2 separate regions of the Homo sapiens genome follow, and region 2 is linked to region 1. A link is a loop called in an ENCODE intact Hi-C map of the cell type or tissue named here. Cell type or tissue: CD4-positive, alpha-beta T cell. All regions are shown on one strand.

Region 1 (5,000 bases):
CTCCCAACAAACCCATCAAGTTGACTGTGACTCTGCAGTGGTATTTCATTGTTGGCTTATTTTTCTTTTCGTTTGCTAGTGTTGTAGGTATAATAATTCTTAAAAAGTGATTTTTAAAACCCATCCAGAATCCTAGCTAACTTTCTACTGCTCAAGTGCCCAGGATCTATTTGGCTTGCCTCTTGTCTCTTCCTGGTGGCAGCTGACTGATACCCAGATACCCAAGTCAGGCAGGTGGGCTAGCTGTAGAATACCCCTCCACTCAGGCCTCTCTGTCCTTCCAAAGGAGGGTTTGGTGGGTGGGGCAGATGTGAGAACTGGAGGCGTCACTGGGGCCTTCTTTGATTCAGGAACAAGAATGTTCATACATTGCTGTTGGGGGTGGAAAATAACATAATTCTTACAGAGGAAAAGTTGGCCCTAAAGATACAAAGGCAAAAATACAAAAAGACATATGCATATTGCTGCAATATTTTTAATAGCAAAGGGCTAGAAACAACCCAAATGTCAATCAGGAGTGACTGGTCGAATAAACAATGGTATGCTGTCATAATGAAGCATTACAATGGAAAACATACTATATGGTTCTATGGAGTGACAGCCAATATTTTAAGCAAAATAGAAGGGTCCAGGAAAGTGTGAAATAGCATGCTATCATTTATCATTTGTTTATATTGCTTAAATGGAAGGATAAAAGGGGAAATTTGATTACAGCAGAAGAGAAGCAGGAAATAGGGTGGAGGGAACCGGTCAGAAGATAAACTCTGAATACATTTTGTTCTGTAGATTTGACTTTGGAACCATGTAAATAGTTTACATAATTATAAAACAAAGTTAAAATTAAAAAGCAATCTCTAAAAATTTCAGGAAAATGAAGGAGGTATAATCAGTAAATCCTGATTCTAGTTTGGAGCATGCCACAGAGAGGGGAACCATTCCAAGTAACTTTACAACAGTAAGTTGACTGTCTGTCCCTAATCGCATAAATGCTGAGGACACAAAGAATTGAAGAAAAAAAATGATTTTAGCTGTTTTTAGTTATCACATTTGTGTGTTAAGGTTGGCATTGTTCTTATAAGAATTTTTTTTAATGTGTAGTTATTTTGGTGATGTTTAGAAGGAGGTTTTCAGAATGAGAGAAAGAGAGCAGATAGAGGATCAATGAAGCTATGTTAAAAATGAAAACAAGGCCAGGCGCGGTGGCTATGCCTGTAATCCCAGCACTTTGGGAGGCCGAGGCGGGCAGACCACTTGAGGACAGGAGTTTGAGACCAGCTTGGCCAACGTGGCAAAACCCTGTCTCTACTGAAAATACAAAAATTAGCTAGGTGTGGTGGTGCATGCCTGTAATCCCAGCTACTCAGGAGGCTGAGGCATGAGAATCACTTGAACCCAGGAGGTGGAGGTTGCAGTGAGCCAAGATTGCACCACTGCACTCCAGCCTGGGCAACAGAGCTGGACTCTGTCTCAAAAATAAAATAAAATAAAATAAAACGAAAACACTACAAAAAAATAAAAATTTGCTGGGCATAATGGCATGGACCTGTAGTCCCAGCTACTCAGAGGCTGAGGTGGAAGGATCGCTTGAGCCCAGGAATTTGAGGTTGCAGTGAGCTATGGTTGTACCATTGCAGTCTACTCTGAGTGACACAGAGAGACCCTGTCCCTATGCCAGTTCTCCCCTCTAACTAACAAAAAACCCACAGTAGTCCTGAATTAAATTGGAAGTATCAGCATGAACTCATGTAGTGTTTTATCTTAAAAAATACTAATAATACATATTTCCTAGCTCTAGCCACTAAAGCCAAGAAACTATGATGTAACCACTACCAATGAGCACTCTGAGCACTCAGACCTTGATGTCTAATTACCATCCCCCACTAGAAGGAACCAGGGATTACTGGGAGAAAACAGCTGATTTCAGGGCAGGGGCAGAAAATATACAGGATGAAAAAGACTACTAGGGTCATGTCAAAAGGAATCAGCCACCTCGAAGCAGCTCCCAAGAACCAAAGATAGAACAATTTGAGCAAAAACAAAGACAGTAGCTGTAATTACTATTAATACAGATGATAACACACATGATAACATCAGATATGTTTCAACCATGAGTTCATAATGTACTCAAAGAAGAAAACAACTCTCACAGGGCATGTTGGAAAGATGCCTGTGAACCATCTCATTTTGAAAACTGAAAAATAAAGGGAGGAAAGCCAAGAATCAATCCTACTTTTCTTATACAAACCAAATCTCAGGGTAACCAAATAACTGATGAGAGTGTGTTTCTCTTTATAAAGTATGTCAGCTAATAAACAAAGAAAAAATCAATAGCACTAGAATATTAATTGCAATCCCTACAGAAGTAATGGATCTGTGCAATCTGCGGGGGCTAACATCAGAAAAGAGAGGCAACCAGATATTTTGCTCCTCCTACTGGAAGCATCTGTCACCACCAATAAAGTAGTCTTGCCTAAATAAATCTAACTTGAATCTGACTAACTCTCTAGATTTATAAGAAATAGAGAAGACAGAGATGCACTCAGAAAAACTCATACTGTGAAAAATTCTACAATATAAATGACCCTATATTTTGTCTTCCAACAAACCTTCAGATTATTCCAATATATGCTGAAGTGTGAGACCCACTGCTACAGATTAAAAAAAGGCTTAAAATGCATATCAATAAATCACAGTGCATAGACCTACTGCAAGTAAACAAAAAAATATAAGCCACTCAGAGAAATGTCAACGATGGCTGAATATTTAAAGGTATTAAGGAATTAATGTTTTAGATGTGAATGGCATTTTGGTTATCCTTTTTTTAAAAGTTGTCTTTTAGAGATACATTCTAAAATATTTATAGATGAAATGATAGGATTGGGAATCATCATGAGGTGGGGTGATAGCAGATGAAACAAGTTGGCCATGTGTTCATTGTTGAAGCTACTGATTCAGACATGGGGTTCATTATACTATTCTTTCTACTTTTGCATATGTTTGCAACTTTGCATGATAAAAAGTCTTAAAGCCCCTCCCTCAAATAATATGAAACTATATTACCTGGAAAGGGGTGCAAATGAATTCTGGTTAACCAGTAGTTACTCTTAGTACAGAGTGGAGCTCTGAAAGGACAAAAGAAAAGTTGATTCCATAGAGGAGAGTGAGGAGAGAGCATATAGAGAACAAGACACTCCACAGGGAGAAGTGCCCAGCCATTATCCACAAAAGACCCATCATCCACATCATCCACAAGAAGTGCCCAGCCATCATTGTCCACAGCCATCATCCACATCCTAAGCAGTCAGCCATTTGTACTTTGGTGCTGTGGGCACCGGGGCTGGGTGCGTGATTTCATCAGTGGGAAGCAGGTTTGATGACGGCAGATCTTGGTGATGGAAATTGTTGCTTTAAACTGGGCTGTTTGGCATCAAAGCCCTATCATATACCAGTTTAGAGGGCACCTGCTCTGGAGACTCCCCAAACACTCCCCACCTTCTGGCATGTGAGAGGCTTGTCCCCCTGAACACATCATATCTCAATATATCCCACATATATCCCACATCATATGTCATCATATCTCACATATGATGTGTGTGATGTGTGGGCTGTCCCTAGCCCACAGCTGTGACATCTCCCATTCAGGAACCTGGCCAGGCCCTTAGACTCTTCCGCCTGGTGTTGTGCACATGGGACTGGGTGGTGTGCAGGCTTCTGGCCCAGCATAGCTACATTTAGAAACATAAGGCTGTGGATAATGTTTTAATGAAGTCTTGTAACTTTAGTTTGCATGTCCTTTTTCTGTTGTTAGAGATCGCAGCTGAGCCCATGGGAGAAGAAACATTTCAAAAGCAACTCTTGACTGTGTCTCAACCTTTGTCCAAACAACAGTACAAGAATAAACCATCTTAGAAACCATCTTGATGTAGGGCTTGATCATTGAACTAGTGACACACTTCTGGCTCCATCTCATACCAGGGCAAATACAAAGATTTAAATAAAATATGTGTGAGGAAATCTCACCAGCAGCTTGACATGTAATTAGATAATGAAACTTTCTTACAGCTTCGCTACCTCTTAAGTTTTAGCTTGAATGATCTTCCCCACCCTACCCCATACCCCATCCTACCACACCCCACTCAGCTCTGGCCAGTGTTTTCTCTCTTTGATCACCTGGAGGGCGTCACCCTGTAGTGAATTCATCAGAAACAAAAGGCCATGGAATCTATGACAACTCAAGCATTTTCCTAAACTCTCCACGGCCAGGTATTGTCCTTACCAATCTCCCATGTGGTCAAAACAAATTTATAATGTGGAACAGTCCCAAACATCACCTCTGTGTTCTCTGACTCATTTATTCCAGTGTATCCAACCCAGACAGGAAGAGAGTCAGCCACCCCCTCCTAGAAGGAAGTGGGCTGTCTCATGCTCAGGTAGAAGTCAGGCGGGCAGGAAGGAGCAATCACTTTTATTTTTTCAGTTATATTACCAGGTTATGTATTTGAGATATGATTTCTCAAAAGGGAAGTAACTCAGGCAGAATCCATGCTTTTAACAATGGGTCCTTGGTCTAGAAGGATCTGCGTGGGGTTTAAGGCCCTCCTGTGACTCTCTGATGAGAAGGCAGGCAGGCAGGCATGTCACAGAGGAAAAGGCAGATAAGAACAACGTGCTGGGTCATGGGAGGAGACTCCACTTCCTATGCCACATGCGCAGAGGCATGACTAGGGCCCCCCGCACGACTAGAACCGTTTCATTCATAGCAAGCCTGGCTACAAAAAGGCAGAAGGGCTGATAGTCACCTGACACACATTGCCACCTTTTCTCTCCCCAGCTAGTTCAAACTCACAAGGCCATTTGCACAGCATTTTGGAAAGCCACCCATCCCCTGGATGAAAAAGTTTTAAGAAAGTTAGTGCATAATCTAAGGGAAGGGCCTCAAAGCAGAAAAAAAAAAAGAGTGATGGCAGCAGTTGAGTTTTGTGGCTGCTCTTCCGTGCTAT
Region 2 (5,000 bases), 68 kb after region 1:
CCCGGCTAATTTTTGTATTTTTAGTAGAGACGGGGTTTCACCATGTTGGTCAGGCTGGCCTCAAACTCCTGACCTCGTGATCCACCCACCTCGGCCTCCCAAAGTGCTGGGATTACAGGCGTGAGCCACCGCACCTGGCCAATAATACCTTAATTTATAAGATTTTAGTTCTGAGTAAAACCAATTTTAATAGTATGCAAAACACTTGCTCCTGTATGGCTTCTCTCCTCCTCTCCTTTATGCTGCTATTGTCACGAGTTGTATTTTTACACATTATATGCCCATCAACTTAGATTTATCAATAATACATGTTTCTTTTAAATATACTAGGAGAAAAAAAGAGTTACAAACAAAAATACATTTATACTGTCTTTTATATTTGGCTAGTTATCTTTACTGGTACTGTTTTATTTCTTCAAATGTATTCAAATTACTGTTTAGTGTTCTTTAATTTCAGCCCAAAGTACTTACTTTAGTTTTGTTTTTTTTGTTTGTTTGTTTGTTTTTGAGATGGAGTTTTGCTCTTGTTGCCAGCTGGAGTGCAATAGCACTGTCTCAGCTCATTGCAACTTCTGCCTCCTCAGTTCAAGCGATTCTTCTGCCTCAACCTCCTGAGTAGCTGGGATCACAGTTGCTCACCACCACGCCTGGCTACTTTTTGTATTTGTAGTGGCGACGGGGTTTCACCATGTTGCCCAGGCTGGTCTCGAACTCCTGACCTCAGGTGATCTACCCGCCTCAGCCTCCCAAAGTACTGGGATTACAGACGTGAGCCACCGCACCTGGCCTACTTTAGTATTTCTTGCATGGCAAAACTACTAACAACAAATTCAGTTTTTATCTCAACTGTCTGTATTTCTATTCATGTTGAATGGATAGTTTGCTTGGATATAGAATTCTTGACTGACGGTTTTTCTTTCAGTACTTTAAATATATCATCCCATTGCCTTCTTACCACCATAGTTTCTGAGGGGGAAAAATTAGTTGTTAATGTTACAGAGGATTTTTACTAGGCAATGAGTCACTTCTCTCTTTCAAAACTCCATCTTTGGTTCTGGTTTTCCATCATTTGATTATGATGTTTCAGTACAGATCTCTTTGAGTTTATCTTATTTGGAGTTTGCTAATCTTTCTGCTTAGGTAGACTGTTTTTTGTCAAGTTTGAAAAGTTTTCAACCACTATTTATTCAAGTATTTTTCTTCCTCTCTCTTCTTCTTCTCGTACTCTCACCGTGTGTGTCTGTATGCTTGAGGTTGTTCCACAGGTCTCTGAGATTCTGTTAATTTTTCTTCATTCTATCTTCTTTTTGTTCCTCACACTGAATAATCTCAATTGACCTATATTCAGATTCACTGATTTTCTTCTACCTGCTCAGATCTGCTCTTGAGCACCCTCTAATAAATGTTTTGTCTCAGTTATTGTACTTTTCAATATAAGAATTTTCATTTGGTTCATTTTTATCATTGCTATCTCTATTGACATTATTTGGTCAAACATCATTCTCATACTTTTGCATTTATACTTTTTTAGCTCATTGAATACTTACAAAACAGCTTACAGTTTTTGTCTAGTAAGTCAAACATCTGGTCTTTCTCAGGAACATTTTGTTTTGATGCTCTTTTTTTTCTTGTGAGAGATACACTGTCATTTCTTTGCTTATGTCATAATTTTTTGGTAAATACTAGACATTTTAAATAATATAATGTGGTAACTCTGAAAACCAGTTCCTTCCCCTTCAATGGTTTGCTGTTGTTACTACTTGTTGTAGTAGTTGTTTAGTGAGTTCTCTAAACTAATTCCGTAAAGTCTGTATATTTTGTGATATGTGGTCACTGAAGTCTCTACTCAGTTATGTAATGGTTAGACAATTATTGGACAGAGACTTTCTTAACCTCTCGGAACCAGTAAATCTCCCAGTCTTTGCCGAGGTGCTTGTGTGTATGGTGGGGCACACCTTCAGCACTCATTCAGGCAGTTTACAACTAACTCTGCCTTAGCCTTCACTTCTTGTTTGTGGTCTTTGCTGAGCATGCAGAGCCCTATGCATGCATGTGACCTTTTAGATTCCTGTAAGTATGTTGAAGGTTTTTCAAAGGCCTTATGGTCATCTCATTCTTTAGACTTTCCTTTTAAGGTTTTTGGTCAGTCTGTTGTTTGCTTTGAATGTTATTTTTTGCTTTAGGCAGCTGTGACATTAAAAAACATGCCTGTGAATATTTTTAATAAGTATCCCCTGGAAAGAGGCATTTAGCACTGGGAAAGCTGTGACTCAGGTCAAATAAAGACAAGCCTTTCCAGCAGACTCCACTGAACCCCAAGAAAATCTCCACTTATCAAATGAAGAAACAGAGAACTGGAATTATGACCATGTAGAAACAAGAATTTGGAAGCTGAAAAGACAATGAAGTCATATGAAATGACGTAGCAAGTGGTCACCAAAGTATATAAAATGTATTTCAAGTTTTGATGCCCAGTCCAACCCTTCTGTGGCATCTCTTTCCCCCTGACAATAAGGACCAGAGGTGAGAAAAACAAACTAGGAGGCAGTCTTCAACCCTGGTCTGAGGGAACTGTAGCCAGTGACACTTTCCTGGTCCTCCATTTCCTCATTTGTAAGATGATCTTAGAGGCTCTTTCCAGCTTTAAAGTTTTAAAATATACCAAAATAACTGTTTTTCCAGGGCAGTGCTGTGTGAATTATTTTTAAGTTTTTTTCTTCATCCCCAAATTTGTTTAGTGGCATTTGGTAAGTAAATTTATAAAATCTGTAAAGGGAAGAATTAGAGAAAAGAAAAAAAGATTAGAACTCTTCAAGAGACATTACTTTGGCACCACCTGCTGGATAGCTTTCACATTTTTTCCTGTGCATAAACTTCCATTGCAGCTTCTTGTTTTTTCAAAATGATTTTAAGGAAATACTGTCAAAATTATTTACATCTGAAATCAGATATAAATCAGGTCAGCCTCTGACCAGATGTAAATATCAGGTCACCTCTGTTAATGTAGCTGTACATTCCCTATCACTTAAGGGGCATAAAACTTGCTCTGGGTAACTTCATCTTAATACAAGTGAATCAATCCTGGAATGTGTTTGAATTTCATATGCCATTTGTTTCAATTGAGTCTCAGTCACCCCTCAATCATTGCTGTACCTTTCACATTAACCTTAGCTGCCTCCTGAAGGCTATGCACCAGGCACTTTAGATACATTGTCTTACTTAACCTTCTCTAACAAGCAAACAGCACTTTGTTAACCGAAACTCCTCTCTCCTCAGGACTTCGAGGACAACCCTTCTAGGATGATTCCCACCAGTATTATACCAGCCTTGCCACCTGCCAGGATGGTAAACTATCAAATTATTTAACCTCTCTCTCAGTTTTCTAATCTATGAACCAAGGGAACTAATACTTCATTGGCTACTGTGAGAATACAGTGGTTACCAAAGCCTGGCACTCTGCAAGTGCTCCCAAGTCTGCCAAAATGGTCATCAGTCTTATGACAACAGCCCTTCCTTTCCCTCTGGGACTATCCATCTTGTCCCTCTCACTCCTCACATGTCAAAGGTGGGAGAATGTCCATGAAGAAAATTCTCCATGTCCCATCTACTTACAGCAAGATGGATTTTTTAAATTAATTAAGATTAAGCTGTGAACCAAGACACACTTTTCTAGATTTTCTGATACATAGTCTAAGGCACTATTATTATTATTATTATTATTATTATTATTATTATTATTGAGAGTCTCGCTCTGTCGCCCAGGCTGGAGTGCAGTGGCACAATCTCGGCTCACTGCAAGCTCCGCCTCCCAGATTCACGCCATTCTCCTGCCTTAGCCTCCCGAGTAGCTGGGACTACAGGTGCCTGCCACCATGCCCAGCTAATTTTTTTCTATCTTTAGTAGAGATGCGGTTTCACTGTGTTAGCCAGAATGGTATCGATCTCCTGACCTCGTGACCCACCCATCTCGGCCTCCCAAAGTGCTGGGATTACAGGTGTGAGCCACTGCGCCTGGCCAAGGCACTATTATTTTTACATATTTATGTTGAATATGTTTCTTAGAAAATTAGGGGTAAAAATTAGGCCCTAGGGTATGGTGGGTCCGCAAGATGGAAATAAACCCCGGGTGTCTGAGGGACATGTGGAGGAGGGTGGCCCTTCCCACCTCTATACCTACTGAAGAATTGTCACATGAGCAAGAAATAAACTTTTTGTCTTAAGTTTCTGAAAGGCTAAAATCAAGTTGTGACCACAGCCTGGCTGAGCCTCAACACTAACCATGTATGCCACCCCAGTGCTTTTCCACTCAATCCTTTCTCTACTTTTTTTTTTTTTTTTTTTTTGAGACGGAGTCTCGCTCTGTCGCCCAGGCTGGAGTGCAGTGGCCCAATCTCAGCTCACTGCAAGCTCTGCCTCCCGGGTTCACGCCATTCTCCTGCCTCAGCCTCCCGAGTAGCTGGGACTACAGGCGCCCGCCACCACGCCCGGCTAATTTTTTGTATTTTTTTTTTAGTAGAGACAGGGTTTCACCATGTTGGCCAGGATGGTCTCGATCTCCTGACCTTGTGATCCACCCACCTTGGCCTCCCAAAGTGCTGGGATTACAGGCGTGAGCCACTACGCCCGGCCTTTTTTTTTTTAAATTATCTTTATTTCAAAATAATAATTAATTATGTAATTATTTATGTAATTAAGAATTATGTAATTACTTAATTCTGTAACTTTACAGAAAAGTTGGAAGATAGAATGCATTTTTTCTGAACCATGAGAGTAAGTTGCTCTACCTTATTTTTACATAGATAAGCATTCACATATGTGCCACTGCATCACAGTTCTTATAAGTATTTTTATTATAAATTCTTCATAATTTAATGGCTATACAATATCTCATAAAGTAGCTGGTTAAACCATAATTCACTTAACTATGATATTGTTTGTCTCTAATTTTATTTCTACTTTAATATTATAATAAACACTTTTGTGGAGAAACTTTATTCTGT

Evidence for each region. Peaks named below come from ENCODE experiments on the same cell type or tissue, not always from the same donor. Only the 100,000 strongest peaks of a DNase experiment are listed, where the experiment ranks them.
Region 2: it touches region 1 in a loop (4-fold over the local background); 9 of 110 quality-filtered maps call a loop at or near these places.

The regions. Positions count from the first base shown.
Region 1 is chr2:112,187,663-112,192,662 of GRCh38, reverse strand. FBLN7 (fibulin 7) reads right to left here. Exons shown (of 8, transcript NM_153214.3): 8 at 4,445-5,000. Among named protein-coding and RNA genes, the nearest start is that of FBLN7, 52 kb to the right of the region's middle. In CD4-positive, alpha-beta T cell, a CTCF peak has its summit at 2,410 (motif pointing left); DNase peaks (open chromatin) are centred at 4,392 and 4,692; H3K4me3 peaks cover 1,181 bases; H3K27ac peaks cover 3,252 bases.
Region 2 is chr2:112,119,698-112,124,697 of GRCh38, reverse strand. No RefSeq gene overlaps it. Among named protein-coding and RNA genes, the nearest start is that of FBLN7, 16 kb to the left of the region's middle. In CD4-positive, alpha-beta T cell, CTCF peaks have their summits at 2,579 and 2,782; a DNase peak (open chromatin) is centred at 2,837.